3 separate regions of the Homo sapiens genome follow, and regions 2 and 3 are each linked to region 1. The links are chromatin loops, found by intact Hi-C in ENCODE. Cell type or tissue: PC-3. All regions are shown on one strand. Links, peaks and the distances in the headings refer to the core of each region. The heading gives the core; the rest is flanking DNA.

Evidence for each region. Hi-C counts contacts between places; a loop is a spot of excess contacts. Peaks named below come from ENCODE experiments on the same cell type or tissue, not always from the same donor. Only the 100,000 strongest peaks of a DNase experiment are listed, where the experiment ranks them.
Region 2: a loop joins it to region 1, with 11 times the contacts of the local background. A loop is called at or near these places in 1 of 110 quality-filtered maps.
Region 3: it touches region 1 in a loop (4-fold over the local background); 1 of 110 quality-filtered maps calls a loop at or near these places.

The regions. Positions count from the first base shown.
Region 1 is chr16:65,878,511-65,889,658 of GRCh38, reverse strand. No RefSeq gene overlaps it. Among named protein-coding and RNA genes, the nearest start is that of LINC00922, 310 kb to the right of the region's middle. In PC-3, for the core only: no CTCF peak of the experiment used is centred there; a DNase peak (open chromatin) is centred at 5,458; H3K27ac peaks cover 2,096 bases.
Region 2 is chr16:65,997,142-66,008,289 of GRCh38, reverse strand. No RefSeq gene overlaps it. Among named protein-coding and RNA genes, the nearest start is that of CDH5, 360 kb to the left of the region's middle. In PC-3, for the core only: no CTCF peak of the experiment used is centred there; DNase peaks (open chromatin) are centred at 4,909 and 6,709; H3K27ac peaks cover 1,572 bases.
Region 3 is chr16:65,805,311-65,816,458 of GRCh38, reverse strand. LOC107984823 (a long non-coding RNA gene) reads left to right here and starts at 3,138. Exons shown (of 3, transcript XR_001752334.2): 1 at 3,138-3,753; 2 at 5,170-5,325; 3 at 6,376-6,419. In PC-3, for the core only: no CTCF peak of the experiment used is centred there; a DNase peak (open chromatin) is centred at 6,538; H3K27ac peaks cover 1,098 bases.

The DNA.
Region 1 (11,148 bases), core at 2,657-7,656:
AGAGCCATGAGTAAAGAGGTAACAGTTCCTAGGAGGAAAGTTTAAAGTAAATACAGCCCCTTAGTCTGGGGCAGGAAAAACAGGTTGTAATGTATGATGTGTCAAACTTGTGAGGAGTCTTTGGGAAAAAGGCTCCCTCTCTCCTTCACTGGCATCCTCCCTCCTTTCTGCCTGCCTGTAGCAAACATTGATCTAGGTCCTACCATGTGCTAGGCACTGTGTTAGGGGCTGGAAAGGCAGTGAGGGTTACAGTGAATATTCTATGTTTTCAAAACACTTACAATAGGGTTGGAGACAGAAAATGGATAGCTGTAATAAAACATCAAGATTAAGTGGTATGAGAGGTCAAAGGGAGGAAACAGAGATCACTTCTAGCTTGAATGTTTGAAGCAAGCTACATGAAGGTAGAGGTAAACTTGAATTTGAGGGAAGGTTTGAATCGAAGTAGCAAGAATCATTAAGAATGCAGACTTTATCCACGCAGACATGGTCTGAATCCTGATCCACAGACCACTAGCTGTGTGACCTTAGTGAACTCACTTCACCTCTCTGAATATTAGCCTCCTCCTCTGTAAAAGTGGGTAAAATATTTTCCTGTAATTGTCCTTTATCCTGCATGATAGGTCCTTCACTCTCTACTTGGATATTTTCATCAATGCACATACATGTTGTAATAATACCCATGGAAAAAAACCTCTCTCCTTTGAAACCACCTTCCCCATCAGCTACCATCTGTTTCACTGCCTTCCTTTAGAAGAAATTCCTTACACTAGTTGTACACACTTGTCTCTCCATCCTCACTCCCTGTTCTCTCTTGCAACCACTCCAATCAGGCTGTTGCCTCTATCATCCCATGGCAACTTCTAGGTCAAGGTCACCAATGACCTACATGATGCAGAACCCAAAGGTCGTTACTCGTCCAAATCTCACTTGACTCAGCAGGAGCACTTGATGCAAATGACCATTTTTTCCTCCTTTATGTGGCTTCCAAGATGCCACACTCTATTGGTCTTCCTTGAAGCTCCAGGTTTTGCCTTCTGAGCCTCTGGCTGTTCCCTCTTCATTTCCCTAAGCTTTACTTAGTGCTGGACCAGCCGAGGCTCAGTTCTAGGAACTCTTCTCTGTCTACTTGCACACTTTTGGTGAACTCATTTAATAATGTCCTGACCTACAGGCCCTGGCTTACCAGGTGGTTTAAATGGCTGGAATAATGCCAACTTACGTTTCTCTTCCAGACTCTCCCAGACTCAGACATCTGCGGCCTACTGGACACGTTCCCTTGGGTATGTCTCATCGGCATCTGACTCCCAATATGTCCAAAACCAAACTCTCCACCATCTCCACCCACTCAGACTCCTTCAGAAGCTCCTCTTATCTCAGTTATTGACAATTCCATCGTGTGCATTGCTGAGAATAAAAACTTCGTGTCATCCTTGACTCTTCTTTCTTTCGTATCCCATATGAAATCCACAGCCAATTTCATGGGCTCTACATCCAAAATACTTCCTGAATGTGACCATTTCTTTTCACTTCCACTGTTCTTACCCTGGTCCAAACTACCATCTTACTCACCTAGGTTGTGAAACAGCCTCCTAAATGCTGTCTTGCTTCCACTGCTGACCAACAGCCAGAATGATCCTTTCATAATGTCTCAAATCATGTTATTCTTTTCCTCGCTGAGCCCTCCAGTGACTTCTCCATGCTCTCAGAGTGAAAGCTAAAGTCTTATTATGCCTATGAGGCCCCCATGATCTGCCCCCACCCCTGTCCCTCATCTCCCATTCCAACTGTATCACCTTTCGACTCTCCAGCTTTAACCTGTTCCAGCCATACTGGATTTTTAGGTATTCCTCAAATCCACAATGCATGCCCCTACTGCAAAGTCTGTTTTTGCGACAGCCTGTCTTGTGCAGAAATCTGCAAGATTTAGTGGACAGTCAGGCAGCCATAGCAAAATACCATAGACTGGGTGGTTTAAACAAACAGAAATTCCTTTCTCCCAGTTCTGGAGGCAGGAAAGGCCAAGATCAAGGTCAGGTGGGGTTTGATTTCTGATGTGGGCGCTCTTCCTTGCTTATAGACAGCTACCTTCTTGCTATGTCCTTCGCATGGCCTTTCCTCTATGCATGTACATGAAGAGAAATCTCTCTCTTTCTCTTCTGATAAGGCCACCAGTCCTATCAGATTAGGGTCCCACTCTTATGACCTCATTTAATCTTAATTATCTACTCAAGGCAAGGCCCCATTTCCAAATATAGTCACTTTGGGGGTTAGGGCTTCGACATATACATTTTGGAGGGTGGAGGGAGAAACACAATTCAGTCCCACTGTATATATAGTTTTTGTTTATTAACTGTCCCCTGCTCATCTTCCTCACTTAGAAAAGAGCTTATCTGCTTTATTCACTGCTACATCACCAGTATTTGGGCAAATGTCCCAACATGTTAGGTATTCGACATAATAGCAGTGGTTTATGTTTTTGTTTGATGTATGTAAGTACCATATTTGGTGGTACTTACGTATTTACGTGCTTACTTACGTACTTAATGACAGTAAGTGCCGTTACTTAGTGCCTGGCATATGGAAGCATTCAATGATGTTCACATTATTAGAAGGTAGCGAGAGGAAAGAACTTTGTATGGGGAGGGATCTCTAAAGCATGGACCAATTTGCAGAAGTGGGAACATATGGCTTACTTAACGGGAATAGCAAAGAGCAAAGGGTTTTTTGTTTGTTTGTGTTTTCAAGATGGGGGAGTACCATGGCACGATCCCGGCTCACCACAACGTCTGCCTCCTGGGTTCAAGCGATTCTCCTGCCTCAGCCTCCTGAGTAGCTGGGATTACAGGCATGCACCACCACTCGTGGCTAAATTTGTATTTTTAGTAGATAGGGGGTTTCTCCATGTTGGTCAGGTGAATTCCCAACCTCTGGTGATCCACCTGCCTCAGCCTCTCAAAGTTCTGGGATTACAGGCGTGAGCCACTGTGCCCAGCAGGAATAACAAAGAGTTCTGTGGAGCTTGGGCAACATTTGCTCAGTTGTAGGAGGGTCTTCAGTGCCATCCTCAGGTGCTAGGAACTCAGTGGCAATTGGAAGCCATTTAATGCCTTCAAGCAGGAGAGTGGCATAGGTAGAACTGCATTAATTCAATTCATAAAAGGATTCATTCAATTCATAGAGGACTGATTGGGGAAAAGTGAGACTTGGGGGCAGAAAACCCCAAGGAGAATTCCTCAAGTGAATCAATTAAACTCAGGAGTTCTCACTATTATACCATCTGCTACCCTCTGCCTCTGTCCTTTATATTTTATTTCAATAATGTGTTTTCACTTAAAAGTAATTATTTATTTATTAAGTATCATTATTATTATTTTAGATGGAGTCTCACTGTGTTTCCCAGGCTGGAGTGTAGTGACATGATCTTGGCTCACTGCAACCTCCGCCTCCCTGGTTCAAGCGATTCTTGTGCCTCAGCCACCAGAGTAGCTGGGACTATAGGTGTGTGCCACCAAACACAGCTAATTTTTGTATTTTTTGTAGGGACAGGGTTTTGCCATGTTGGCCAGGCTGGTCTTGAACTCCTGACCTCAAGTGATCCACCTGCCTCAACCTCCCAAAGTGCTGGGATTACAGGCATGAGCCACCGCACCCGGCCTAAAAGTAATACATTTTGATCTTTTTTCATATGAGCCACATAATTGCCAACCAATTTATTTAATATTTAAATTAGATGATTTATTGAATTCTCTCTCACTCTGTCTTTTGATATTGTCTGTAACATTGCTGTGATGCCTCAGAATGATTCTTCTCTTACAAACTACTAAATGTTCTCAGAAGTCCAGTGATTTCTCTTTTATTTCTCATTCTCTTGGAGAGAAGATCTATTTGCCCATTACTGGGAGAATAATGAGTTATGGTAGAGTTTGAATGGGTTCTTGTTCAAATACTTGGGTCCTAGAAAGATGGGAAATGCTGCATTACTTGAGGTTGATTTTAACTTGCTTGGGGACCTGGCTTCTGTGCAGGTGGTGGGATCAGTAACATCTAGCGGTGGCCATTGGAGTTGGTTGCTTTCTCAGGGGCAGTATTCTTCACCTCTATCCCTCACACTCTAGACAGAGTCCCTCCCTGGTCCCCAAATGTCTTCACTTAACTTGTAGCCCCCTCTGTGTCAGGGAAGGCTGAGGGTAAGCTGATCTCAGCCACCCATTTGCTGCCCATCCATTCATCTCTACTCTTTGTCTGTCTGATTTTCACTTACATCATGTCACTGCCACTTTCTCAGGTAGGCACTGAACCCCACCCCAAATTTTTCTTTATCTCACTGTTTTCCCAACTGCGATCTGAAGACCACTTGAGTCAGAATCATCTGGAGAGCTTGGTGTACATGCAGAGTTCCTGGCCTCCACCCTGGACCCTGAGCATGAAAACCTGCATTCTATTTTTTAACCCTGGCTGCAGGATTTCTCGCAGAACTAGCACATAATGTTTTGCTTCTCCATGGTACTGTTGTCTGTATTATTTAGGCATTATTTATGCTAAATGAAATATACATGTATTTGTATGTATATTCTAATTATATATATTCTAGTTATGTATTTACTGGTCATTTCAAAGGGAAAATTTGAAGCATGGGGAATGAAGTCTATTGAAACATTGAAACACTTGCCACCTATTTCATCACTTCATAGATGAAATAGGATTTTTATATTCTTTATAAGGTTTTATTAGGACAATAAAACCATATTGTAGAAAACTGGAAAAATAGGGAGAAGGGAGAAAAACGTAATTTCCCCAATTTGATGCAGCGACTGTTTTCATGTTGGTATAGTCCCTTTGGGTCTCTGCACAGAAATATTCATAAATGTGTGCAGCATCATTGTTAGTGTTGGTGCCATTTGGTGTGACGTATAGTCAGAAAGAAGAGGCCAAGAACACTGAGTCTATTCTGGGCTTCCTCCTTCCAGGACATAGCCCACTGGACTCATGGAGAAACCCGTTTACAAGAGACCCATCCCAGGGCACCCTGCAGGACCAGGTGCAGAATATCCTCAGAGCAGATCTCCAGCTTACCAATGTGTTCAGCATCCTGAGCTGGTGCCCATGGGGTTCTCCCATTCAGACTGTGTTTATTGTCACCTCCTATGTGCCAGTGAAATGAAGAAGACCCTGTTGCTTCCCTGGGGCTCCCAGGCTTATGGGGGAGACAGACACATAAACAGCAATTACTGCACAGTGACACACATATCACTCTGGAGGACGGTTACTTTGGGCCCTGGAGGACAGAGCACAGTCACCAACTGACCAGCCTCCATTCTATGCCCAGACTTGTTTCCAGTGGAGCCAAGGGGCTTTACAAAATGAAATACTGAAACTCCAAACTGTGTGAGTCATCACGTTAGGCAGCGTCATCACCGCAGGGAATGGCATATTCTCTCTTTTAAATTTTATTGCATTTTTATTGGAATTCTGAAATATTTACAGTATATAGAAATGGACAGAAAATGATGAATCAGACACACATGTGTACATCAGACAGATTTCAACAAAGAGCCTATTTTACCACATTTGATTCATATTTTCTTTAAAGGAAATAAAACACCTCACTGTTGAAGTCACCTTTTCAATTCTTCTGGATCACACTTCCCTCCCTTCCTCTCTCCTTGCCTAGAGGAAAACACTGTTTTGAAGCTGGTCTGTATTCTCCCTGTAACTGTTTTTCTTTCATTACCTAGGTATGTGCTACATGTTTTAAGTATATATACGTTGTATCATACATGTGTTCTTCTGCAACTTACTTTTCTCTACCTCTCAATATTAAGTTCTTGAGATTTAGCCATGTGGATCATGTAAAACCTAGTTCCTTTGTTTCAACTGCTATAGAGTATATTCCAATATTTGGTAATAACACAATTTATTTATCCATTGTCTCTTGGATGGACATTTGGATTCCTACAGACACTCTTAGGCTGGGGGTGCTGGTATATGCCTATAATCCCAGCACTTTGGGAGGCTGAGGCGGGAGGATCCCCTGGTTTCAGGAGTTCAAGACCAGAAAATACTCTTCCTTATGTCTCCTTATTGATACGTGTAAGAATGTCTCCAGTATGAGTTCCTAGAGGTAGATTACCTAGGTCTTCAGAAATGTGTATTTTCAGTTTCACTACATATCTCCAAATTGCTCTCCAAAGTGTTTGTACGCATTTTCACTCCTACCAGCAATATAACAGATCCCATTTTCTAACATTGACATTATTGCACATGGCAATTTTTGACAGTTTTATAGATTCAAAACAGTATCCCACTAAGTTTTTTTAACTTACATTTATCTGATTAATAGAGAAGATGATTATGTTTTCATATGTTCATATGTAGTTCTTTATGTATTCTGGATACCAACCCTTTTTTGCTTATATGCATTGAAAATGTTTTCTTCCAACCTCTGGCTATCTTTTCTTTTCTCTCTCTCTCTCTCTCTCTCTCTTTATTTATTTATTTATTTTTTTGAGACAGGGTCTTGCTCTGTCACGCAGGCTGGAGGGCAGTGGTACAAACACTGTTCACTGCAGCCTTGACCTCCCTGGGCTCAGGTGATCCTCTCACCTCAGCCTTTCAAGTAGCTGGGACCACAGGTATACACCATCATGCCCAGCTTAGTTTTTTGTATTTTTTTGTAGAGACAGGGTTTCACCATGTTGCCCAGGCTGGTCTCCAATTCCTGGGCTCAAGCGATCCTCACACTTGGCCTCCCCAAGTGCTGGGATTATAGGTGTGAGCTACCACCCCCAGCCTCTGGTTATCTTTTAATGCTGTTTTCAGCAACTTCTTTCTTACAGATATTTGTAAACTTTCCTTTGATGTAGTTGTGCATTGTACATTTTGTTTGAGGAATCCTCTCTGTCCTGAGACCATACATAGAGTCTCCAATAGTTTCTTCCAAAAAAGTCAAGGTTTTGTTTCTACATTTAAATCCATAATGCAAGCGAACTGAAGTGGTCCTTTTTTAAAACTATGAAAAGTTCACAATATTAAAATGAACAGCTCCATTATTATAAAACAAACATAACTACAGTCTATGTCAAGACATAAAACCTCAGGGCCGGAGAAACCCTTCACGTGTCCACTGTCAATTATAACCCCTTCCTCTTGCCCAAATTAACCACTATCCTAACTATGATGCCAATTGTATTGTTGCTTTTCATTGTAGTTTTACTATGTATTTAAGCATCCTTAAGTAAACAACTCAAGATAGTATTTACTAATTATTGAAGTATCCGTATTGTTTAGTTCTGCTTGTATTTTTAAATTATGTATAAATGAAGTAATATAGCACATAAGCTTTCATGTCTGACTTCTTTTTCTTCAACATTTATTCTGTGACATTAGTCCACGTGAGGTGCAGGATCATTTGTTCATTCCCATGATGCTATGTTGTGCCCTTGGACAAATACTCCACAGTGCATTTATCCAGTCTAGGACTGAATATTTGGAATGGATTTATTCCCAGTCTGGGGATACAGAGGTCAGTTTAATTTCTTTCTGTGTCAAAACCAGTTCTTCCACAATCATCCATTGAAAAGCCTCTCTTTTCACTGCTACTTTGTGGAGGCATCTTTGTCATAAATCAAATGTCCCCTTTTTGCGTGGTCCCCTTTCTGGTGTCTGTTTTGTTACATTGGTCAGTTTGTCTATTCTTGCATCAGTACCACACTACCTTAATTAGTTAAGCTTATAATCTGTCTTGAGGCTCAGCGGAGTAAATTCTCTCCTTTATTCTTCTTCAAAGATATCTTCCATCTTCCTGGATCTTCATAATTCTAGTTTATAACTAACTTGTCAACACACACACACAAACACACATACACACACACAGACTCACACCTTTTGGACTTTTAGGTGAAAACCATCTGATTTAATTTTGTGTGTGTTGTGAAGTTGAGATCTTATTTTATTCCATTGTCTATTCTATTGGGATGGCCAGTTGTCCCAACTTCATTTATTGGCTATTCATTTGTATATTAACATAGCTGCACCATTTTTCTTTTCACTAATACACTTGATCTTCATTATTCATGGGAATGTAATTACTTGCTAACATTTATCTGTAGCCCCAAAATAAATCCTCTTGGCACTTCCATGGTCATTTATGGGCATGCGCAGCGTTGACAAAATTGAGTCATCTGACGGGCACGCTCCCATCTGAAGTCAAACACGGGTACACTGTGCCTGCTTGTTTCAGCTCTCACATGTCAACAAGTGTCCTTTTCAAGGTCATTTTAATTCCATGGTTTTCGCATTTCAGTGCCATTTTTTCCTGGTGATTGTGCAGTTTAAAATGTTCCCTGGCCGGGTGCAGTGTCTCACGCCTCTAATCCCAGCACTTTGGGAGGCCAAGGCGGGCAGATCACGAGGTCAAGAGTTCAAGTGAAACCTGGTCTCTACTAAAGATACAAAAAAATTAGCCGAGCATGGTGGTACACACCTGTAATCCCCGCTACTTGGGAGGCTGAGGCAGAGAATTGCTTGAACCTGGGAGGCGAAGGTTGCAGTGAGCTGAGATCGCACCACTGCACTCCAGCCTGGGTGACAGAGCAAGACTCCATCTCAAAGAAAGAAAAAAAAAAAAAAGAAAAGGTTTCCCAAGCCAGTGTGAAGTGCTATCTAGTGTTTCAAAGGCTGTGATGTTCTTTATGGAGAAAATAAGAATGTTACGTAAGTCTTGTTCAGGCATGAGCTATAGTTCAATGTTTAGGAATCACAACTATATATTAAGTGAGGTATCTTTAAACAGACACACACATAAAACAAAACAATGTTACGTATTGGTCAGTTGATGAAAATGTTGTGACCAGAAGCTTGTAGTAACCTAACCCTGTATTTCCCCTAGGAACAATGGTTCAGTATTTGCTAATTCAGTTTTCATGGTAAATTTATGAAACATAACTATCATGAGTAAAGAGAATTGACTTCATTTGGCTAAGATGCCTTTTTCTATAACTTTACTTTCAAATTTTCTGTGTGACTCTCATAAACAGCATACAGCTGGATTCTACCCCCACCCCTCAATCTAATCTGAGAATGCCTGTCTTTTTAAAAGAATTAGTTTATTCATGAACACTAGTATATATTGGCTTATTTCTACCATTTGATTGTGTATGTTACATTTACCCTGTTTTTTGTGTATTTTTCTCTCTTTTTTCTGCTTTGTATTGAATTTCTCAAATTCTACGTATTTATGTATTTATATTTACCCTCCAGGTTTATAAATTATACATTCTATCTTAATTCTTTTGGTAGATACATTACCCTTAAATTGTTAACACGTGTGTTTAATCAAAAAAGACTAAAGTTAAACTGTGTATCTTTCCTTCTTCCACACGTATAAGGATCTCAGAATATTTTTCCTTTAAAAGATTTAACTTACATTGTACATGTGATGATATTTCTTGGTCCCTAAATTTGAGTGCTCTTTCAGAGTTGAACAAGGTCTCAGTTTGCAGTTCTGAAGAATAAGGAAGAGGTCTAGTGTTCAAATTAGTCTGCCCCACCTGCCACTCTGGCTGAAAACATGGAGCTGGTGCTAACTGCAAAGCCCATTGCAGTATCTCAACAGGGAGATAAACAGGAAGTTATCCTCCCATGTCCCTGCTCCGAATTCAGGTTTGTGCATCAGCTTATGGCTTTGTTGGGGAGAGTTTGAACCTGGGACATGTTAAACAATTTTTTGAATGTGAAAGAGAAAAACAAAATAATGACCAACATACCTGGGGGTCACGTTGACCTTCACCTTCAGAGTAATGTTACAATTTATAAATGATTGGATATTGCTACAAAATATGAGGCTCTTCTTTCCTCTTCTTTCCTTTTTATCTCTGTGGAATTTTGGTTAAATGGGCTCTTAAACTCCTGCTAGTTCCTCCTTAGAGCTTTATAGGTCAAAGGCCGGCTCCCTTCTTTTCTAGGTGGCTCCTATCAGTTGAATGTCTGTTTTGTGCCAGGCTTTGGGCTCACTGATTTTTTATCTGCAGACTCACTTAAGTCATGCACAGAATAGCCCTTTAGAGTAGACACATTGGCTGCATTTGTAGATTAGGAAACAGAAGCCCATTGTGGGGTCCAAGGCCAGGAACTAGAAAGACGTTGACACATGTTTTAACCCAGAGGATCAGCTCCCCATCCTATGCTCTTCTCTCTCTAGAACAGGGGCCTTACTCTATAGGGTATCTCGGAATCACGTGGGGAGCTGGTAAAACCGCACCTTCCCAGATGCCACCCTCCATCCATGCATTCAGTGGCTCCAAGATGAGGCCCAGGAATCTGCCTGCTTATCCAGCCCCCTAGATGACGTGGAAACACTGGTCTCAGGGTGCCAAGAACTCCAAAGGCAAGCCAAGAAAAGGTCAAGGTTCACCCCAGTCAGAATGTGACCCCCTAAATGGCTATCCCGGAATCTCCTGTCAATTTCTTCTCTGCTCTGGTTTCTCAGCCTCAGGACGTCATCTCTCTCTGGTTTCTCAGGATCTCATCTCCATGCCCTGGTTTTGCCTCTGGACCCATGCCTTTCTCCTGACTCAGGAGCTACTCTGTTTCAGGCCCTTACTGGAGAAAGCCACTGCGCCTGGGGTTGAAGAACAAGCAGATCCAGGAGGAGAGAAAAGCATTCAGATCCAGGAAAAGAGGGAGCAAAATGATCAGTCATGATGAGGCTGACAACTGTGACTTTCACTCTAAGAAGCTGGAGCTGAGAGCATTTGCAGGAAGTGTAATAAGACAAAAACTGAAGAGAGGCTTTGTTCTTCCCTCTCCCCTGGACCAGCAAGAGACAGAACCCACGTCCCTTATTTTGAACAGAGATTAATTTTCTCCCCATAACACTTTAGAAAGAAAGAGAAGTAGCCAGGCTGAGAGGTAGGCACACAATGCGTAGACACAGGTGGGTTTGCAGGGAGCAGACATTTTACTCTAAGATCACTCTGATCCAACCGAAAATAGGTGCTTCCAGAGCCACCTGTCCCTTTCTGCCAGCAGCCACCTTACTTCTTTCTCACTCTTCATTTGCCCCCTCTCACATTCATGGGCAGCAGCCTGAAGGCCAATTCTGAATTCAGAATGACGTCACCTGGAAGGATGTTGGATTATTATAGG
Region 2 (11,148 bases), core at 3,737-8,736, 120 kb before region 1:
TGTGAGTCTAGGATGCTAAGATAATCACTAAGAAAACTTACCCTAAGAGTTTCTTGGACATAAAGGTTAGAAAACCATGTGAGGGGAAGGTCTGACAAGATTTTCCTCCAAAGTGATTTTGGAAATATTCCTGGCTAGGCTGTTGGGGGCATAACCCTCTCCACAAAAATATCTTCTTGACAGAAGCTGCTGGTCTCCAGGGGGATGGATCTTTGTGTGGCTCTAAGTCAGCAAAGCAGAAGAGGATGAACCAGGCAGCTGCCTGTCATTTTAACCTGACACCTCGGCTCAGGGTAGGGGCTGGTGGGGAGGGGAGCGATCTGCGGCTCACAGTCCCCTGTTTTCTTACAGCAATTGCATGACGACTACAAATATTTGAGCTGATTGTACTCGCTTACATGCAGCAATGAATCATCTTGTGATGAGAGGCCCGAAATATGCTGGGATGAAATTAATGTCAATTGAAACAGAAAATGGATTCTAGCTCCCACCACAATGAGCTTCAGAAGATGGGCCCAGAGCACAGGGAGTCTACTGCTGCTATTCTTAGTGGCCAAAAAAAAAAAAAAAAAAAAAAAAAAAAAAAAATCCTATGCTACTGGTATTATTTTTGCTATTTTTATTTTCTTATAAACCTTCTTTTCAGCTCCTCCTATAGGGGCACCTTCTAATCAGGGACTTTGGTTCAGGCTCCTTCTTGACTTCTCGGGTCTCTGAGGATAAAAAAAAAAAGAAAGAAAGAAGGAAAGAAAAAACTAGCATAGATCTTTCCTCACCTTTAAAGTATAAAGGAGAGGAAAAAAAATGAGGAAGTGTATCCCCCCAAAACAACTGGAGGTTTGCACTTCTAAATGCTGGATGTATCAATGCTTTTAACAACCGAGGTAACATATTTCTTGGTGGAGGGGGGTGTGGTGGTGATACAATTTTGAAGACTTAACCAGTGTTCCTGCCATTTCCTTAGCTCCCCCTTACTCCTTTTCCAGTCATCATTTTGTTACTGGCTTTTGAGTTTTCAAAACGTAGGCCCTGCAGCAACTAGAGACAGATTGGAGAGAATTCATGGTGGATCTGAGCAAAGCTTCCCACCACAGCATCAGAAAAGGATTCCCTAGGCTGAGCAGAGCAGACTTAGAGGGAACACAGTGTGCGCTGAGACGCTGGAGTGTCTCTGGGAAAATCTTGGTCTCATGAGAGCCTTCCCAACCCTGGAGATCCCCAGCAGGGGCACTGATACCTGTTTGCTCCAGGCATTATTCCTGAGTTCTGGGCCCTGCTCCTCATGCCCTCCATGTCTAATGGCTGGCCACACCACTGTCTGAATAGTCCTGTCCATATGCTCCAGCCACCCCACCCATTCGAGCTCCTTGGGCGACCTAAGCCCAGAGTCAGCCCAAAACCTCTGGGCAAGGACTCGAGCTCTGTAGGGCAAACTGACCCAACGGGCCCTAGTACTTATCTTCTCTGAGCTTCGGTTTTCCCAAAAGTGAAATGGGAATAATGTACTCAACAGAGATGGAGACCATGTAAATTATAAAACTGATAAAGCTCTTGGCTCTGCATTCATCACGTGATTGCCAGCTCGTGGTTAGTGGCTTGTTGTCTGAGGCTATAAAAAGCATCGCAGCTGATCTCTCTCGCCTCTGGCCTGAGTGCTGGGCCAGGGGCTCGGCCTCACTCAAGCCTCTCTCAGGCTCCATCCAGTCCCCTGAGGCACCTGTATTTTGCTTGGGACAAAATCCCCTTAAGAAGCGAAGAGATCCAAGGCCAGAAACTTTTGGAGACCATAACAACACTGCATTGGCGATATAAGTTCTGAAGGTGTGAAGACCCACCTCTAAAAGGAGGGCAGACCTCAGCTAGTGCCATGTGGACTGGTTTAGTGTGGTGCTTAGGGGCTCAACTGACTGCGTTTGAGCCTAAATCTGACACACTCAAGAACTGTGTCAAATCACTCAAACTTTCAGTGACTCAGTTTCCTCATTAGTAAACTGATGATAATGATAGAAACTACCTCATAAGTGGTTGTGAGGATTGCATGAGTCAACACACTCAAAGTGCCTAGGAAAATGCTAGGCATCTCAGAAACGCTCAAGAAGGGCTAGCTAGTACTGTTGCTCTTTTAACATCATCTGCCTCCAACCCACCATTTTTTGCCTTGGTTTGGCTTGCCAATGTAATTAGGTTCTCCACGGGGTGCAAAGACCAGGACTTTTCTCTGGCCTTTGAAGAAGAGGGCTTTCTGTAAGGTATCTTGGACCTAGGCCTGCACCTGGAGAGCCACGTGGTGCTGAGGCTGCTTAGGGGAGGAACCCCCAGCCTCCCCTTACCCACTCTGGGCCTTTGACTCCCTCACCCCTTCCTCTGCCTCTGCCACTCCTGCTTCCCCATAACTTGGTTCCCCATGTCTCTCCATGACCTCGTCCTTCACCTTAGAGGGCTCCTTGAGATAGACTTCAGAAGCAGATCCTGATGTGAAGATTCAAATACAAGTGGTTATTTGGAAGATGAGTCTGGGAAATACCAGAAAGTGGGTGGGGAGCGAGAAAGGCAAGGAAAAGTGGGCGAGAGGGAGAAAAGGAAGCCAGTGAAGGATGTTTTATTAAGCAAGTTACCATTCTGGGCAACTGGAGCCTAATCTTTCTTGAGGAACTCAAGACATCAGTGTAGAATATGTGCTCTTGAGATAGCCTACGTAAGGGACAAGAGAGCTTGGGCGATTTATATACCAAATGCAGTTAGTCCTCTTTCAGGGCTGCATTAACTCTTGCTTGTAGAGGCATTAATTCTTTGGCACTTCCCGCTTCCTCTGTATGTTGGCCAAATGTGCTCCTGCAGCCAGAGTTGCAGGTGTTTGCAGACAGCAGCTTTCAGCATATAAAGGTGGGGACCTAGAGGGCATGGGAGGGGGGACATTTAGAGTAATACTAGAATCCCCTCATTGCTGACTCAGAATTTGTCTCTCTCTTCTGCAATTCCAGATATGAGGTGTAGGAGAGGAAATAAAGAAAGAAAGTGAGGAGGGAATAGAGAGCAAGAGAGGAAGGGATGGAAGAGAGGAGAGAAAGAGGGAGACAGAATAAATAAGAATGGGTATATGAATCTGGGAGACCCATGTCATCTCTGTTCCATCCTTGGTCTGATCAGCTATGGCCAGGAAGGAGGGATCCTATGTTCCATGAAGGCCTATGGGAGGGGAAAGTCCATTTTGAGTGGTCAATCTTTTATATAATTTCCTGTGGGTTAGGGTGATGGAAGTCGGTTTGTTCTGACAGCTTGAGGAGAAGAGAGGTGAAACCCGATAGTCTCAGCCTTGCTCCTACTTTTTCCTGGCATCTGCATCACAAGCTACACTGAATTTCATTCTGCTCAACAGCCAAGGCGATGAAAAGTCACATAAAGCTGGATGAATCCCTGGGACAGTGGCCAGCTCAGAACAGTTATTTTACCTTAAAACAAGCCTCATCTTGGCTGTGTCATCATCATGAGAGCAGTCACACATGGCTGTGCTGTTTTCACTCTCATTAGCAAAGAAATTGAAGAGGAAATAACAGCTTCAACCCCCTGACATTTTTCTTGCTCCAGGGTAAATCTCTGCTAGGAATGGTAGAATATCTTGGTCCAACCATACTGGAAAAAAAAAAATGAATCAGGATTTAATACTCTGGAGGCAGAATCACTTGGAAGGATACTTGGAAAGGGTTCTTCTAGAATAGTGCTATTCAAATTTAAACTTGAGTGACATGGCCATCTTGCTTAGATGCAGATTCTAATTCAGTAGGTCTCAGATCGAACCAGGGAGTCTGAATTTTCTATTAAGTTCCAAGATGGTGCTGGTGATGCCCATCAAAGGACTTTGAGTGGTACAGGTCTTTAGACTTAACTGGATTCCAGTCCCAGGCCCTTAGACTTAGACTTAATTGGATTACCTTTAGACTTAGACATAACTAGATTCAATTCCCAGCTCTGCTGCTTCCTGGCTGTGGGAAGTTGGGCAAGTTACCTAACTTTTCTGAACTCCAGTTCTTAGATATTGAGACTGTAGAACAGAACTCAAGATTGTTGTGCAGATGTGATGGGGGAATACCTGCCAATGCACAGTGATCTACACTAATTATGGAGTGGTTGGGATCTTTTCATCCCACCCTTGTCCTGCTCTTGGAGCATTCCCTGGGCTCCCAACTAATTTCTGATTCTGTCCCTGGTCCCATACCTGCATGTCCACTCACTTGTTGAGTTTACAAGCACGTCTGAGCTTGAGTTGCAAGAGCTTCTTGTCCCCAGGTTGTTAGCCCAAGCAACAACTTTTTTCTTCCTGTCAATCCCCTCATTTTCTGAGCAATGAGCAGTTCCCTCTCTGTGTCTTGGTTTCCATATCTGTACAATGCTGAGTCTAGTTCAAGCCAGCTTTTCTAGGACAGTTTTCTCCCTAGAGGGGCTCAGCTATAACAGTCCCAACATTTTTTTTCCTTCCTGAACTCCTTTCATTAATCTTCCCTATTCATTATCACTGACCATTTGCTGCATATCCTACCCTACTTCCAGGCCCTATAGATGTAGGGCTGAAATATTCACATAAAATAGTGTCTCCTGGAATTGTGCAGTACACAGCTTGTACAACTGCACATTGGAACCTTGCATAGCCACACACTGGAGCCTGCATAGACCTATGCTTTGGACAACAGTACCCAATCTCTAGGTTCCAAACTCTTCCAATCCTATATTGACTCCTAGATTTTAAAACCCCAGTTTGAACCAGCCTTCTGGCTTTTCTTCAAGGGAATTGGAGCTCCGGAGTGAAGCAGGAGGAGGCTGGGCTAGCACTCAGAGAAGTAAGGCATGAGTTGAATGTGCATGAAGCCAGATGACAAAACCAGCACTCAGTACTGTAAGCCTTTCTTGGGCCCTGCACCTCAGGCTTAATGACATGACTCAATGTTTAGTAAATATTAGGATTTAGTGCTCTTCAGAAAGCTGCTTGCTCAGCCTAGAAATAGCGTCTTGAGTCCATTCATTTTGGACACTACATAACAAGCTCCAGTTGTTTAATAAGTGTTAGTCTCTGTGGCATCCATAGCAAGAAGGCAGATCCCAATTAGGCCTCCATCAGTTTCAGCACCTAACGCCAGTTCCCTGTGATGGACTTCAGTAGCTTTGTTTCAGTGTCGTTCATGTTTTGATGTTTGCGTGTCAGCACTCACATTTTAGTGCCAATGTTCTTGCCAGCAAGGAATCTGTGAGATCATCCATTTCATTTCATGCTAGAGATAAATTAAGCATATTAATATAAAACCCAGAAACATATGACAGTTCTCCCATCAAAGGAATATCATGTGGACACATGGGTAAGGGAAAGAAGAGTTGCAGTCTGTGAATCGAAGACTGAAGCACACGCATGCCATGGCTCCCACTGTACAGAATTGGAGCTGAAAATATGCGGCAAGTATGCCAGGGTGTTCTGAGCCTGGCTCGTACCAGCTCATGAAGGCCAATCATGTGCATTTCTTCACAGCTCTTCCTTGTTATGCTGTGTTAGTGGCTTGGAACTGGCCGTGGTGAGAGCATTGTCACCATAGAAATTGGCCAATGTCACAAATCAGGGCTTTTCTTCTTTTTAGAGAGTAGTTGTTAAATATTTACCACTGCAAATGGGTCACGATTTTCCCCTTCGCATCCACAGCAGACCTCATTAATGGATTCCAGCATATTTTCCCCACTTTTGATCACATATGAGGCTCAGGATCCTTTTCAGTACAATGAGTTGGTGTTAGCTCATGGAATAAAACTCGTTCAATAAAATTGGCTGAACTTGGTCCAATGTGTCCCACATAAGACCTCCAAATGGTACAGAAGAGTAGACCTCAAACTTTTAAATTTTATAAACCTTTAAAATGTTAAATATTTTTGGAGCACATTAGAATAACCAACTTTTTCCTTAGCTAAGTAAGGGCATAAAGCGAGGGGCCATAAAACAAGAAGAAATACCTTCCACCTTCTATTAGGAAGGACATTTTAACCACAACCCACTAGATATCAAGTATATAATCTCGGAATAAAGGAAACTCCATTAAAGTTAATGAATACCTCTTCATTTTCCTCATGTGCTGCATTTCAATGTAAAGCTTCTCTTGGAGCAGCTGCAAGTCTGTGTAGGAGTGTTTGGAGACAGCATGATTTTAGGGTTCTGGGGATATTGCTGCGAAGCTATCCATACTCCTTACTGGTAGGGCTGCAGAGATGATTGACATTAGATGAAGCATGCAAAAATATTTTCCCGCTAGCGTAAAGAGCTTGACAAAATTTGACAATCTTGCCATTTTGCAGCCACTTTTTCTTCAATGTTGCCAATTTCTCTCTAGCTAGACTAGCAAAATTAGAGTACTGTTCCATATTAGTAATGAAAAACAAATTTTGTAAAACTAAATCCTAATATTTTTACGGTTTGCTTAGCAGGACTTGGATCAGTGAGACGGGAATGTTTATATTATTGGACTATTTATAATATTAAGAATGAATTCACTGAATTACAAGAAAGGCAATGACTCATTCATTCATTCACCTGTTTATTTATTCAAAGAACATTTTTACAGCCCATGACCAGTCCTTCACTGCAACAACTTTCCCTCCTCTCACTTTTCCTCCTGTCGGGCTCCTGCCATGTGGCAGCACAGGATATCAAACTAAAAAACAAATCTGCCCAGGTCACGCCTCTGCTTAAAGTCCCCAGTAGCTCCACCTTGTTCCTTGTTCTCAAGGGGATGCTAACCTCCCCTTGTGACATACAAGCCCCATCATGACTTAGTCATCACCTACCCCTCTAGTCCGAATCCTCCCTATTTCCAGCATGCACTCTCTCCTGCAGATATAACCAGGTTATTTTTCCTCTCCTCTTTGTCTTGCTCATCTTTTTTCCTTAGCAAGGCTGCTCACTCCACTAGAATTACCCACAGCTTAGATGGGTTCGCTCCTATTCTCCTTTTAACGTTCAAATCAGGGATGGCATTCTTTTGAAAGTCCTCTGAGCTCCCCCTAATAGCACACATCTCACTATCCCTTAATTGTCCATTTGCATGTCACTCCCACTTGTCTGAGAGCTCCTTGAGGAGGCATCATTGAATAACCTCACCTGTGTTATGGTAGCTGCTTAGACATTTGTTGAATGAGTGGGTGTACACTAAGAAGAGAAAGAGGACATTGCAGGAAAAGGGAATAGTCACAGTAAAGATGAGCTGGTTCAGAGGAGAATGTCATATTGTGAGAAGAGGGAAACAGCCAGTGTGTCTCAGAGGAAGGGCACATGTGGCTGGATCTGGACAGGTAAGGCTGGACAGGTGGCCTGGAGTCAGTTCCTGAAGGACCTGGAATGCCATGTCTAGGAGATTTGGCTTAATCCTGTGTATCAGAGAGGCTTTAGAGGAAAGGGGTGAGAAGACAGGTGTGCTTGTTATTCTGGAAACTGGCACAGAACATAGAATAATGGGATAGGATAACTGGAATCAGATTAACCAGTGACTCTGCTGTTGCCGTGGTCCAGGCAGTGGATGATGATGATCTAAAGCAAGGAATTGGCAACAGAGGTGGAAGGTGGGGGGGCATTTAACCTAGTCTGTGCCTAGAGTGCAGGTATATTCCTGGAAGCGGCATCAAGACATTATGAACAGATGTTCCTTTGCAGGATGTGGCAGAGGAGGCAATCAGGTGTGCTGCACTAGGGAAGCCTGAGATATAAACTGGTAGCACACTGAAAAATCATCCAAGGAGTCTGACTGTGCAGGTTAACATGTAGCTAATTTTACTGGGAACCAACAGCCGTGTTTATGTGGCGTGCATTCTCAGGGTTTGCTGAGTTGGAACATATTTTGATGTTTCCCTTTGCCCACTGCCCATTAGGAAAATGTAACTCTTATACAAGGTTGTTTTTGCTTAGAACATTTTTCATTAGAACAAATGTGTTTCAAAATTGACTGTAGATTATGTTGTATTTTGTTTGAAATAACTTCCTAAGTTAATATACGGAGCTGGATATGCAAGACTCAACATTAAACAGAAGTTAAATTACCTGCAATTATGGGCATGCTCTTCTCCATGTGAGCAGAGATGTTAGGGCTGGAAGTTGCTTTACAGATTACTTAGTGCAGAGATGGAAGCACAGAGAGGGAAAGGAAATTGCCCAAGGTCACATAGCAAGTTAATTGCAGAGTTGGGAATGGTTTAGGTATCCTGATGTAGCTTTTTGATGAGATTTAAAAAAATGCATGTTTCTGAATTTCCATTTCACTGGATATTCAATAGTTCTTTTTCTATGGACTAATGTTAAAATACTTTTGCATCACACAGATTCCAGAACAGAGCTAAGGACAAAATATGTTTGAAGATACCCAGTGCAGTGGTCAATTCACAACATGGAGAATCCTGGAAAGAGCAGCACAGCTACCATTTTTCAATGTTGTTCAGTCAAGTAGCCTTCCCCAGTCCTACTTTTTGACCAAATCTATTTTCATGAACCTGTTTCTTTGTTTTGTTTTGTTTTTGATATGGAGTCTCACTCTGTTGCCCAGGCTGGAGTGCAATGGCACCATCTCGGCTCACTGCAACCTCCACCTCCCGGGTTCAAGCAATTCTCCTGCCTCAGCCTCCTGAGTAGCTGGGATTACAGGCGCGTGCCACCATGCCTAGCTAATTTTTTTTTTTTTTTTACTAGAGATGGGGTTTCAGCATGTTGGCCAGGCTGGTCTCAAACTCCTGACCCCATAATCTGCCCACATCGGCCTCCCAAAGTGCTGGGATTACAGACGTGAGCCACTGTGCCTGGCTGAAGCTGTTTTATTTGGCTTTGAATTACCTTGCATGAGTGAGCACTGGATGAACAGTAGGGCCAAACCCAACTCTATAGTCTTCCTTACCCACTCTAGACAATCCATTGCCAGTTCAGCTGATTTTGCCTCCTAGAATATGTCTCTGGGGTATATCCTCTCCACTCCATCTCCACTGCTGCTATCCTACTCCAAGCTGAATATCATCACTCTCACTGGGACCACTGTAATAGACTCCTATTCAATTTATTTCCCTCCCTCTTGACAAAACCTACAGGCCAGTCCCTGCACAGGAGCAAGATTTATTGTACTTATTTTTTTTTTTTCAAAATTCAAATCTAATCATGTTGACCTGTTATTCCAGCCAAAACTCTCACCATGACCTGGTCTCTGTGTGGCCCATCCCAATCTCCACCTTCCTCATTTTCCAATTCCCATCCATTCTTGGTTCCAACTCACAGATTTCCTTCACTTCTTCTATTCACCAGGTTCCCTCTTGCAACAGAGCTTCCGCACACACTGGCCTCCCTTGTCCCCAGCCCTCTAACCTCACTTTGGCTATTTAATGCCAACTCATTCTTCAGACCTCAGAAATTATTTTCTTCCTCATATAAATCTTTTACTGATTTTCAAACTAGGTCAGTTTCCCATATTATTCACCAGCACAGTATGCTGTGTTTGGTCATAGTCCTTACCAAACTTATAACTTTACAGTTACTAGTGTATTGTTTGGTTAGTGCCATGCCTCTCCATCGAGATCATGAGTTCTATAAGCTGCAGGTGTCCCCAACCCTGAGGCTGTGGACTGGTGCTGGTGCATGGCCTGTTAGGAACCGGGCCACACAGCAGGAGGTAAGTGGCTGGTGAGCAAGCCAGTGAAGCTTCATCTGTATTTACAGCCGCTCCCCATCACTCACATTACCACCTGAGCTCCGCCTCCTGTCAGATCAGCTGTGGCATTAGATTCTCACAGGAGCATGAACCCTATTGTGAACTGCACATGTGAGGGATCTAGGGTGGACGCTTCTTGTGAGAATCTAATGCCTGATGATCTGAGGTGGAACAGTTTCATCCCAAAACCATTCCTGCAGCCCACCATCCATGGAAAAATTGTCTTCCATGAAACCAGTCCCTGGTGCCAAAAAGGCTGGGGACTGCTGCTATCAGGGATCACTCTTGTTCTGTGTTGTTGATTACCATCATATCTTCAGAATCTATCACAGTGCTGGGCACTCATAAATATTGTTGAATGAATGTCTTCATAAGATAAACCCTGGATTAAAAAGTTCTAATGACTTTGTTCTGCTGGTGATCAGAGCATATCTCAGAGTTCAAATCAGCTGATACTATTAGTTCCCATAAGATGTTATCAAAATGCAGGATTGCAGCTGGAGCAGTGTCTCATAAATATACTCAGGACTCTGCAAGAATCTTTGAGATCTATGAACCTTGTGCTTTCTACTTTATAGGTGAGGTGGTACTACAATCTTTTAATAGAACCTCCTTATGTTGATCCCCCATGTGTCTGTTCCTATGTTAGGGGCCAATGAGGTAGGCAATGGACTTGGGGAGAGGACTGTCCTGGGGTCTCATGATGAGTAATCTAGAGTGAGAGAAGCCAGAGGATGAATGCAAACCATGACTTAGGCTCAGAATGCTGATGGCTAAACAAGTCAGATGTATTCTCACCTCCAGGATGAGAATCACAGTGGAGTTGGAAACACAGCAAAAAAAGAACAAAACAAAGCCAAAAATGTTCAAAGCAAGGTAGACTCTAGAGAAGGGTTGGGGGGAACAGCAATGGCAGAAACAAGGCAGGCACATGAGTGACACTGAGTGTGGTGAAGACTGTAGGCCAGAGATGGGCATTCTTTTGTGGCATCTATGGAGGGTGGTGAGGGGGTCAGTTTGGTTTAAAAGTAGGATATCCCAGTGGACAACCTTGAGTTTCCTTCTCCTCATCAGTATTTAATTCCCATCCAACTCATCTCATTTTATTCTTGCTCTGTTCCCCAATCAGTCTCTTCCTATTTAACTAATAATTGTTATTCTGAAGTCTCCTAAGCTTCTTATGAATATTATTGTTTATTAAACAATATATTGGTTCTTACCTCAAAGTACTTGCACTTCCTTTGTGGAGGTAAAGTAGTGCATAGAATAATTCTTTTAAAAAAATTTCTTTCCATACTGAGGAAAATGCCAAGCTAGTCATTCTTACTGCAAACTTGAAGACAAGAGGGTGAAATATTGAAATACAATCAAAAACCAAACTCCCTTAGTTACTTAAGCAGCCAATCATTTGCCAGTCTTGGAGGCATTCCACCAGTTATGAATG
Region 3 (11,148 bases), core at 4,035-9,034, 75 kb after region 1:
TTCTTTGAGGTTTCCCTTGAGATATACAACCTTCCTACATTGAAATTAGGGTCCAGGCTGGACGCAGTGGCTCATGCCTATAATCCCAGCACTTTGGGAGGCCAAGGTGAGAGGATTGCTTGAGTCCAGGAGTTCAAAACCAGCCTGTGCAACATAGTGAGACCTTGTCTCTACAAATAATAAACAAAATTAGCTGAGCATGGTGGTGCATGCCTATAGCCCCAGCTACTTGTGAGGCTGAGGAGGGAAGATCACTTGAGCCCAGAGAAGTTGAGGCTGCAGTGAGCCAAGATAAGAGCACTGCACTCCAGCCTGAGTGACAGAGCAAGACTCTGTCACAAAAAAAAAAAAAACAAAAAAAAAAAGGAAAAGAAATTAGGGTTTGGTAACACCTACCCAATAGCCCAAGGGACTGGATTCAACGTGCTGCCATTTATTTAATCCTGTGGAAACCCTGAGAAATGATGTTGGTGGCCCCATTTTGTAAGGGAAGCATCTAAAGCTTGGGGAGGCAAATCACTTTGCAGAAATTCCCATAACTAGGAAGTGGAAGTGGTGGGAACAAACATCAGAGTCAAGGGATCTTTGAATTAGATCTTAGCTGTTCCCTGATCCTACCAGACAAAGCTGAAATCACCATCACTTTAAGTCTCAGATGACAAGTGAATAATCCTAATGATGGCAGTAATATCACATTATCATCTTTCATGTTGTCACCTCTCCAAGATACTTTCTCATCTTTTGTATTTTAGAAGATCATCTTATTGAAATCACATACTCAGGTAGTGACTAAAAGGCTGTCCTCCATTTAAAGGTGGGTGGAATTTCAAATGTTTTAATAGGAAATCTCCCAAGTAACGAATGATGTAGACATGTAGCAGGTAGGTTCTTGCTATCCCATTATAACCCTGTCCAATGCTGAGGAGGAGGCTGGATCTGTGGCTGGTCAAGACCCCACCAGTGGAAACAAATTTACCAAGTGATCTAGCAATTCCACTCCTAGGTATCTACCCAAGATAAATAAAAACATTTGTTTATATGACTTTGCATCCTCACAGCTTAGCTCCCACTTACGAGTGAGAACATACAATGTTTGGTTTTCCATTCCTGAGTGACTTCACATAGAATAATAGTCTTCTGTCCATTCAGGTTGCTGCAAATGTCATTAATTCATTCCTTTTTATGGCTGAGTATTATTCCATTGTATGTATATATACCACAATTTCTTTATCCACTTGTTGATTGATGGACATTTGGGCTGATACAATGGACTTTGGGGACTTTGGGGAAAGGGTGGTAGGGGGGTGAGGGGTAAAAGACTACAAATTGTGTTCAGTGCATACTGCTCAGTTGATGCGTGCACCAAAATCTCACAAATCACCACTAAAGAACTTACTCATGTAACCAAATACCACCTGTCTCCAAAAAACTATGGAAATAAAAAATTAAAAAAGAAAAAAACCCAAAAACATATGTTCAAAATACTTGTACGTAAAAGTTCATAGCAGCATTATTTACTATAGCCAAAAAGGGTAAACAACACAAATATACTTCAACAAGTGAATGGGCAAACAAAATATGGTGTATTTGTAAAATGGAATATTATTTGGGCATATAAAGAAATGAAGTACTGATGTATGTTACAACATGGATGAATCTCTAAAAACATTATGCTAACTGAGAAAAACCAGATGCAGAAGACTATCTAATATATCATTCCACTTATACAAAATGTTCAGAAAGGGCAAATCTATAGAGACAGAAAAGAGATTAGTGATTCTCTGCAACTTCCAGAGGATGGGAACAGACATTAATTACAAACGAGCACAATATCTTAAACTGAGAAATGTTCTAAGATGGAATTGTGATTATTTTTATTTTTTTGTGTGTGAATTTTGAGGGTCCCTCTATAGGGGTATGACAGCGAGGTCATTATGATTCAGAATTCGTCTTCTCCTTTTGTCACCAAGATATTTTGGCTGAACATTCAGAGAAGATCTAGCCCATGAGGGACTGCACCAGAAACCAGATTCAAGAGACTGAAATGTAAACCAAATTCCACCTCATAAATTGCTATAAAGAAACCTACCTTCCCAGGAACAAAAATGCTCGTGCCATCCTACAAGGACCTCCACTTTCTGCACTGAGTATTTGGGAGATGGTCATCTGTGGCTCACTTTCTGGGTATGGAGGAAGAGCACAGAGTAAGGGATGTTTCACACCAGCCACACAAGAAGCCTGTGAACAAACCAGCCTTTTACCAGAGACGGCCCTTTATGGACCACTTAGCTGCTTCCCGGATTTAGTGAGTCTTGACAAGGACACTGCAGGTGAATGACTGCCAAGTCTGTTTCCTTCCCTCTTCACCATGCTCCATTCAGACAACCTGCCTTCTGTTTGAGCAGCTATTGCGGGATCTGGCCAGCAGCCTGCAATGCAACGGGGCTCTCTCTCTGCTCCTAGGTGGATCGGCAGGTTGAGAAATAATAGACACACACAAGACAGTGAAAGCTGGGTCCAGGTGGGTCACTGCCTTCTGGTCCCGCGGTGCCAACAATGCACTGGGTATACCAGCATTTATTATTAAGTTTAGTGAGGGCGGGGGTAGGTCAGTGAGGGATTTAGGGTCATTTGATTATGAGGTGAGATGGTCACATGGGGATGAAGTAATTCTTTAACATAACATTTGTATGAAGAAGTACAGTACATTTGTATGTAGAAGTACAGTATACAGAGATAACAATTTACAATATAGTGTGTGCGTCAGTAATTTCTAACAGAGCCTTAGAACAGAAGCACAGTCTTTCCGTAACCTATGATTAGCAAGATATTAATCAGCAGTAACAATTGTAACAAAAGCTGGTTACAAACAATCCATGGAAACAGGACATGAAGCTAGACAACTGGTTAGACCAGAAATTCTCAGAAGGGAGTATGCTTTAACCCTAAAGAGGCCTAGAAGAGCCGCGGCAAGATGAGGGTGTTTATAGCCCTATCTTATCCATATGGACAGGCGCTCCCCATGCATCCGTTTATAGGCTTTCCACAAGGGTCGCATTCCATTCCCAGAGCTATGAACATCTGCTTTTCTGGGATAGGAATCTTGGTGATGTGAAACCTCCCTGACTGCACGTCCATTCATAGGCTTTCTGCAGGGGGAAGCACATCACACGCTGTTGGCTCATTCTGGCAGTCCAACCTGGCATTGTCTTTACACAATCCTGCATGCAACTTTTTATTTACAGTAATCAGGAGCAGTTCATCTTTTATTCCGTAGCAATAGTTTCAGGGGGTCTCCCTACAAGCAGTCTTTCTCCAGCCAGGATACCACGCAATGTTTTAAGTTTCTTTATTCTTATGTACTATGACATTACAGAACTGTCTTGAAATTTTGGTGTGATTTTGCTGACCTACCTTCTGAGAGTAAGATGCGACCAGACAGCTGACACTCCCAATACTGGTTCAAATACCCTGTTCTCTTGCATTCTGAAGATGCTCGTCACTCCTGTGGATTGATGCAGGGTAGAGGCATTATCTTGAACCTCATAAACTTCCTATCCTCTTCAATACAAAGTGAACAAACGGCGTCGTTTCTCAAAATTTGTTCAGTACTGGAATGCACGGCATTCTCCCTTCACATGAAACTCAAATCATTCCAGTTTACTTCTGCTTCTTCCTCCAGGAAATGGATACAAACATGGGATGGACCTTGGTCATCGACGTGCTCCAGATGTCTCAGTTGCAAACGCCTGGGTAAGTGGGAAATTGTAGAGTGGGCCTTCCTGACTTGTAAATGTCACATGAATTCTGTCCCCTCCTTGAACTGCAGGAACTCGGACTGGATGGTAGCTGGGCTGTTTGCCTCTGTCCATACAATTGCTGGGCTTTGGTTGCTCTTTGGAAAAAATGTCTACTGACAGGGTTGTCTCACAGCTCTACCCTTAATCCCCACCTTAGCCCGAACCATAGATCTATCATGAATCCTAGTCTTAGACTTGAATGAACACCAATCTACAATGCTATAAGAATACACAGCACTTAGCATGATGGCTGGCACAGTTTCACTTCTAAGATTATTATTTCACCTTTAGCAACTTCCTTTATTTTATCCCAACCCTCATGGTATTAATCCTGTTTTTAGGTTTAATTTTAAAATCACTTCCATTTATTGATGCCTAGCGTGTCTCATGTAAGAATTGTCTCTCATCTATCTAGCCATCAACTAATGTCCATGATAAATACACACACACACACACACACACACACACATATATATGATGGAAGCATAAATATGATGGAGATATAAGACATAAATCATCAACTTCTCCATTTGCTATTTATGTATCTTGTATCATCTACCTACCTAGATCTAATCTAGAGTTTTTCAGTATCAGTGTCAGGTGTCAGTACTACTGGCATTTTGAACTGAATAATTCTAGGGGTGGGGGATACCGTCCTGTGTATTTTAGGGTATACAGCAGCATCCTGGGCCTCTATCTACTAGATTTTGGGAGCAATATTCCCCCCTTCCAAGTTGTGACAATCACAAATATCTCCAAACAATGCCAAATGTCCCTGTGAGGTGGGGAGGGACTGATCTAATTTATCATCTGTCTATTTTTCCTGGATAAATGTAAAAATGTTCAGAAAGCACAGAGTAGACACTATTATTCCCATCTTGCAGATGAAGAAACTGAGACTGAGAGTTTTGGTGACTGGCACATGGTTACATAAGTATTAAGAGATGGCACAGAATTGCAAAAGTAGATTTGCCTTATTAAAAAAAATCCATGTTCTTTCTATGATACTGGGCTATTTTAAATAATGCTATATTTTATCCTCAATGCCATCATTCTCCTTTATTCTCAATTTAAAATCATCCTCACACTTAATTCTGACTCTCAAAAAACATATGTCTTCCAGCCAAAACATATGTAAATGTATTTAAACCCCAAACCTTCTTTGTAAAACAATTTATTTTAGATTCAGAAGCACACATGCAGGTTACATGGATATATTGCACAATGGTGGAGTTTGAGCTTTAAGTACTCATCACTCAAATAGTGACTATTTTATAAAATTCTATCATCCACTCAAGACTTAACCCTATTTCCAATCCCAATTCTTAGTGACACAATTCTTTCTCAATTTTGTTTCCTATGATCCCAGACAATGAGGATGTTAGCTGAGAAGAGGGAGTCCTGAAATGCCAGTTAACCCAGCAGAAGTTGATAAGCTCACTCACAGCCAGGGACATGGTTTCCCAGGTATACAGTTCTATTGTAAAGGAGGCGATGGGTTTCTTCTCCTCTGCCGACCCACTGAGTAAGTATGCATATAGACGCTGGCCTGCCACAAGCCCGCTGAAGTTGGGTTATCTGGAAACTCTAATAATAGAATGTATCTATTTGCACTTTCCCATGATGGGCTGGAACTTACTTCTGAGAAACCGAGCACTATGGTCTGAGTGTGTCCCCAAAATTTTGTATGTGGAAACTCAACTGCCAGTGTGGTAGCATTGAGAGGGGGGCCTTTAGGAGGCAGTGAAATCATGAGAGCAGAACTCCGAGATAGGATTAGGGCCCTTATAAAGGAGACTGAAGGAGTGGGTTCATCTTCTTCTATTTCCTCTGTCACATGAGGACATGGTGCTTAAGGCCCCATCTTGGAAGCAGAGTCCTGGTCCTCACCAGACATGGAACCTGCCAGCACCTTGATCTTCAACTTAGTCATAGAAATAAATAAGACATTTCTATTATTCCATTTTTTTCTATTATTATTGTGTTAGAAATCAGTCCTTTTAAATTATTATAAATTACCCAGTCTTGGGGTATTTTGTTACAGTGGCACATCCAGATTAAGACACTCAACACATGAAAAAAGGGACATTTAACTGATCCGCTGGCTTCTCAGAGTCTGACATTTTGGTTCAGCTTTTACACAGTAATTTTGATTTCTGCTCCAATACCCTGATGTCCATTAGATGGCTGACAGCTTCAGGTCTTCATGTCCAGAATTCAAACGGGGGAGACACTGTTTTATAGCAATTAACAGTGATGCTTTGAAAGGATGGCAGCAAGCTGAAAACAAAATTAATTGAAAATTTAACCTTTAAATAAAAATACTCAGACCTCAGGCTTCCATTTGTAAGCAGCTTATGCTGTCTGTGCACATTCTGTTGTATTATTTAAGTATTTTCTAGACCATTTCTGATTAATACAGCAGTGCTATTTTCCAGTCCAGTCTCCTTAATAAATACATGTGTCAAATATCTGTTTCCTCCCCTGAATGCAAAGACTTTTAATTCCCCTTGTTTGCATGTGCTAACTGGTTGGATAACGAGATTAACAGCTCTGTCTTTTTTTCCTGCTGCAGATTTTATAAGAAAAGCCAGTGGGCTCCCAGACAAAGTTAAAAAGGTACCTTCTTTAATTTTGCATATTGTTAGCTGCAATCCGGTTGCTAATGTTTGTTTTATTTCCATCTGTCAAAAGCAATGCCAAAATACGTCATGTTTGCCTTGAGTTGGCTCAATTAATCCTCCGCTGGAAACAGTTCTGTCATTTCATATTTGGTTAAGGACCTGATTCAGTAGCTCCCAAACTGAGAGCTCATCTCTGCCAACGGCAGCCAGTGTATGTTTTACTACAAATTTATGGCGAATATCCACTTGACAAAGACAAAAGAGAAAGGTGGGGTGGAGCCCTTAGAGGAGTGTCGATTTGGGGCCAGCCCCATGTCTGCCTTGGGTACAGATAACATCCTGGGCTTGGCCCTGTTGACCTGCTCTTGCGGCACTAAAAGAACAGCTAGGCTAGGCGAGGTGGCTCATGCCTGTAATCCCAGCACTTTGGGAGGCCGAGGTGGGCAGATCACCTGAGGTCAGGAGTTTGAGACCAGCCTGGCCAACATGACGAAACCCAATCTGCACTGAAAATACAAAAATTAGCCAGGCGTGGTGGTGCATTCCTGTAACCCCAGCTACTCAGGAGGCTGAGGCAGGAGAATCACTTGAACTGGGGAGGCAGAGGTTGCATTGAGCTGAGATCATGCCATTGCAGTCCAGCCTGAGCAACAAGAGCGAAACTCTGCCTCAAAAAACAAACAAACAAACAAACAAACAGACAAACAAACAACTAATGGGTTACCCTGGATGAGTGATTTTGAAGGGTCTCAGTGTGGGGCAGACCCCAAGAAGTGCAGCCCTGTGTAAGTCTAATGTTGGTGGATGAGTTTCTTAGGGCTGCAACAACAAAATACCACAGACTGGGTGGCTTAAACAACAGATTTATTTTCTCAAAGTACTGGAGGCAGGAAGTTTGAGATCAAGGCATCGGCAGCGCTGTTTCTTCTGAGGCCTCTCCCCTTGGCGTGTAGATGGCTTCCTTCTCCCTGTGTCCTCACATGGTCTTCCTTCTGCACTATCCGTGTCCAAATTTCCTCTTCTTATAGAAACATCAGTCACATTGGATTAGGGCCCAGCCATATGGCCTCATTTTACCTTAATTACCTCTTTAAAGGCCTTATCTCCAAATACAGTTATCCTCTGAGGTACTGGGGGTTAGGGCTTCAGCATAGGAATTTTGGGAGGACACAACTCAGCTCATAACAGATGGTAGCCAAAATAACATAATATAAAATAAATGCATAATGAGATATGAAGGGAAAGATCTCAGAACAAAAAACGTAAAAGCAGCCGCTCTGTAGTTTTCCCTATATATATATAACCTCTGATTCTTCTTGCTTCTCCTCTTTTTCTCTTCGAATAAAAGCTCTATTGCCATCTTTATGGAGCTAGCATATTTGGCAGAATATACGCTTTTGAATTAGTATGTTCTGAGTTCAAATCCTGACTTGACCTCTCATTAGCTGTATGGCTAAGGGCAAGTCATTTAAATTCTGTCTCATGTTCCTCCTTCTTACAATGGCGTTAGTAACAACTACCCCAGCTGATTTTGTTTTGTAGGGATCAGGTACTATATGTGGGAGCCAGTGGCATACGAGAGTTGGATAAATGGAAGTGGTCTGTCCTGAATGAAGGCCATAGTGGGTGTGTTGTCTACAGAGAAGGTGAAAGTAATAACACAACTGACTTTTACAATGATGTCAGTGATGAAATACTCCTTGTCAGAGCACAGTGATTTTTTACAACGATGTCAGTGATTGAAATACTCCTTGTCAGAGCAGGTGGTTCTCACTGCCAGCACCTCCTCCCTTGCATGGAACTACAGAACACACCATATTGTGTTCTCTCTTTCTCTCTTTCTTTCTGTTTCCCTGTCTCTCTTTCTACCTCTGTCTGTCTCTCTCTTTCTCTCTTTCTTCCTCTCTTCTCCACTCTCTTTCTCTTCCTGTCTCCTTTCTTCCCCTCCATCTCTGTCGTGCACACACAGTCACACATACTCACATCTGTATCTTGAATTTAGTCATTCTAAAAAAGCCTAACCAGAGGTATTTCACATGGCTGCACATCTTTTTTCTTTATTGATTTTTTCCCAGAAATTGCCAAACTTCACATAAATCATATATGATTGAGAATAATCATCATTTATTGTTGTTTTGGAAAGAGGAGACCTAGTGGTCTCTGGTTAGAGCCTTCCTCTTCTATCCCAAATGTCCTCAATCTCTCCAGCCAACTCCTAGGACCAAAAAGCATTCTTACTATGAGTTAGGAATCAAAACGTGCAACAACTAGTAACAGGAAAAGCATGCTTGACTGGGCTCATAGTTTTTATTATTCCCCACTCCTTTCTGAAGTGGTACTCAATCCCTGGCATCTTTATATAAAGTAGCTGCCTATATAACTAAGTAGCTATAGTTTATAAGTAACTACTTTATATAAACAGAAGAACAGAAAGTTGGTTAGTTGTGCTAAAAACAAAAACAAGAAGAGCAACAAGAAACAGAACTCTGAATGGCACATTTCCTTTCTCAATGGGAAACATCTGTCTTTATGCGTTATCAAAAAGTCTAAACCCTGGGCCTGAATCATTAAACTTTTCCAGAGAAATATTTCACCTTGGGATTTTGCAAAGTAACTTTCTCATTCTAGATCTCCGGTGATGGAAGAAATAGATGATGGTGTATGCATTGTGTGAGGTATCATACAGCTATTTAAATGATGGCTTATCATGGCCATGTAATATGGAGATATTTGCAAGTTATATCACATTAAGTGAAAAAACAGATGCAAAATGTTGTATGTTATAAAGCTCATATTAATATGTTTAAAAAATAAAAAGGCACTCCTAATTATGTCTAATAATGTTTAAAATTTAGCACTCTCATCCCAGAATGCGTACGCAAAGAGGCCTCTTCTGTGAGGTGGGTGGTAGGTCTTTTATCTACTCTGGCCTTGTTGGGTCTCAGAATCCCATTGGTTTAGGCTTGATTCGGTTATCTGTAATTACAGAACAGGTGGCGTGTGAGCTGTGAGTGAAAGGTAGGATCTAATTTGGGATTTAATGAAGGTAATCAAAAGATGGGGTTAGTATGGTTGAACGTAATCTTAAATGACAACTTTATAGAGATTTTTTTAAACAGTTGGCTTACCCATAATTTATGTAACCTTTGAATATTACAAAGCAGAACTATAATGAGAGCCTCCACTTTTTACTAACTTGGACATAGTAAAATGTTCAGCTTATAGAGGATTGTTTGTTTGTTTTTACTTAGATGGGTGTTTTTTTTTTTTTTTTTGTCAACCAAGTTCTTTCTATACAATTCTGGATGCATATAGATTTGCCCAAGATAACAATTCCATGAGTCAGGCCCATGATTGTGAGCTGCAGGATTTTCTAGGTTTCTGTTCCTAGAAATTGTTTAATTTTAAAAATGTGAATGATTGAGTTGTTATAAGGCATGTTTAAAGGGCATTCTGCTTTCCCCCAACATGTTCCACCGCACCTCTCTGGTTTGCTGTGAGCTGTTCATTCTTATTTCTGTCCCCTTGAATTGTTGGAATGTTTCTTTGATTGCCTTTGGGTGTGGTGCTGTGAAGGGTTTTTAGGAAGAAGTGATTATTTTTCAAAATGGGAAGTTAACAAAGAATAAAAGTAAAAAGTAATGTCTTAGCAGCAGAACTACAAATTCCACTCCTTTTCCAAAGAAGAGGAAGAGGAAGAAGAAAGAAAGAAGAAGAGGAGGAGGAGGAGGAGGAGAAGAAGAAGAGAAGGAAGAAGAAGAAGAGGAGGAGGAGGAGAAGAAGAAGAGAAGGAAGAAGAAGAAGAGGAGGAGGAGAAGAAGAAGAAGAGAAGGAAGAAGAAGAAGAGGAGGAGGAGGAGAAGAAGAAGAGAAGGAAGAAGAAGAGGAGGAGGAGGAGAAGAAAAAGAAGAGAAGGAAGAAGAAGAAGAGGAGGAGGAGAAGAAGAAGAGAAGGAAGAAGAAGAAGAGGAGGAGGAGGAGAAGAAGAAGAGAAGGAAGAAGAAGAGGAGAAGAAGAAGAGAAGGAAGAAGAAGAGGAGGAGGAGAAGAAGAAGAAGAGAAGGAAGAAGAAGAAGAGGAGGAGGAGAAGAAGAGAAGGAAGAAGAAGAAGAGGAGGAGGAGGAGAAGAAGAAGAGAAGGAAGAAGAAGAGGAGGAGAAGAAGAGAAGGAAGAAGAAGAAGAGGAGGAGGAGAAGAAGAAGAAGAGAAGGAAGAAGAGGAGGAGGAGGAGAAGAAGAAGAGAAGGAAGAAGAGGAGGAGGAGGAGAAGAAGAAGAAGAGAAGGAAGAAGAAGAAGAGGAGGAGGAGGAGAAGAAGAAGAGCAGCAGGAAGAGGAGGAGGAGAAAAAGGAGGAGGAAGAGGAGGAGGAAGAGGCAGTGGTGTCTAGGCGAGGTGGCTTATGCCTATAATCCCAGCACTTTGGGAGGCCAAGGCAGGAGGAAGAGCACAGGAGTTTGAGACCAGCCTGGACAGCATGGTGAGAACCCCATCTCTAGAAAAATAATTTAAAAAAATAGCTGTGTGTGGTGGTGTGCACCTGTAGTCCCAGCTACTTGGGAAGAGGCTTGAACCTGGGAGGTTGAGGCTGCAGTGAGTTGTGATTGTGCTACTGCACTCCAGTCTGAGTTAGAGTGAAATCCCATCTCAAAAAAAAAGGAAGAAAGAAAGAAAAAAGAAAAACAATAGACGACAGAACAATATTTTTCACCCATGAGAGAATGTAGGATGA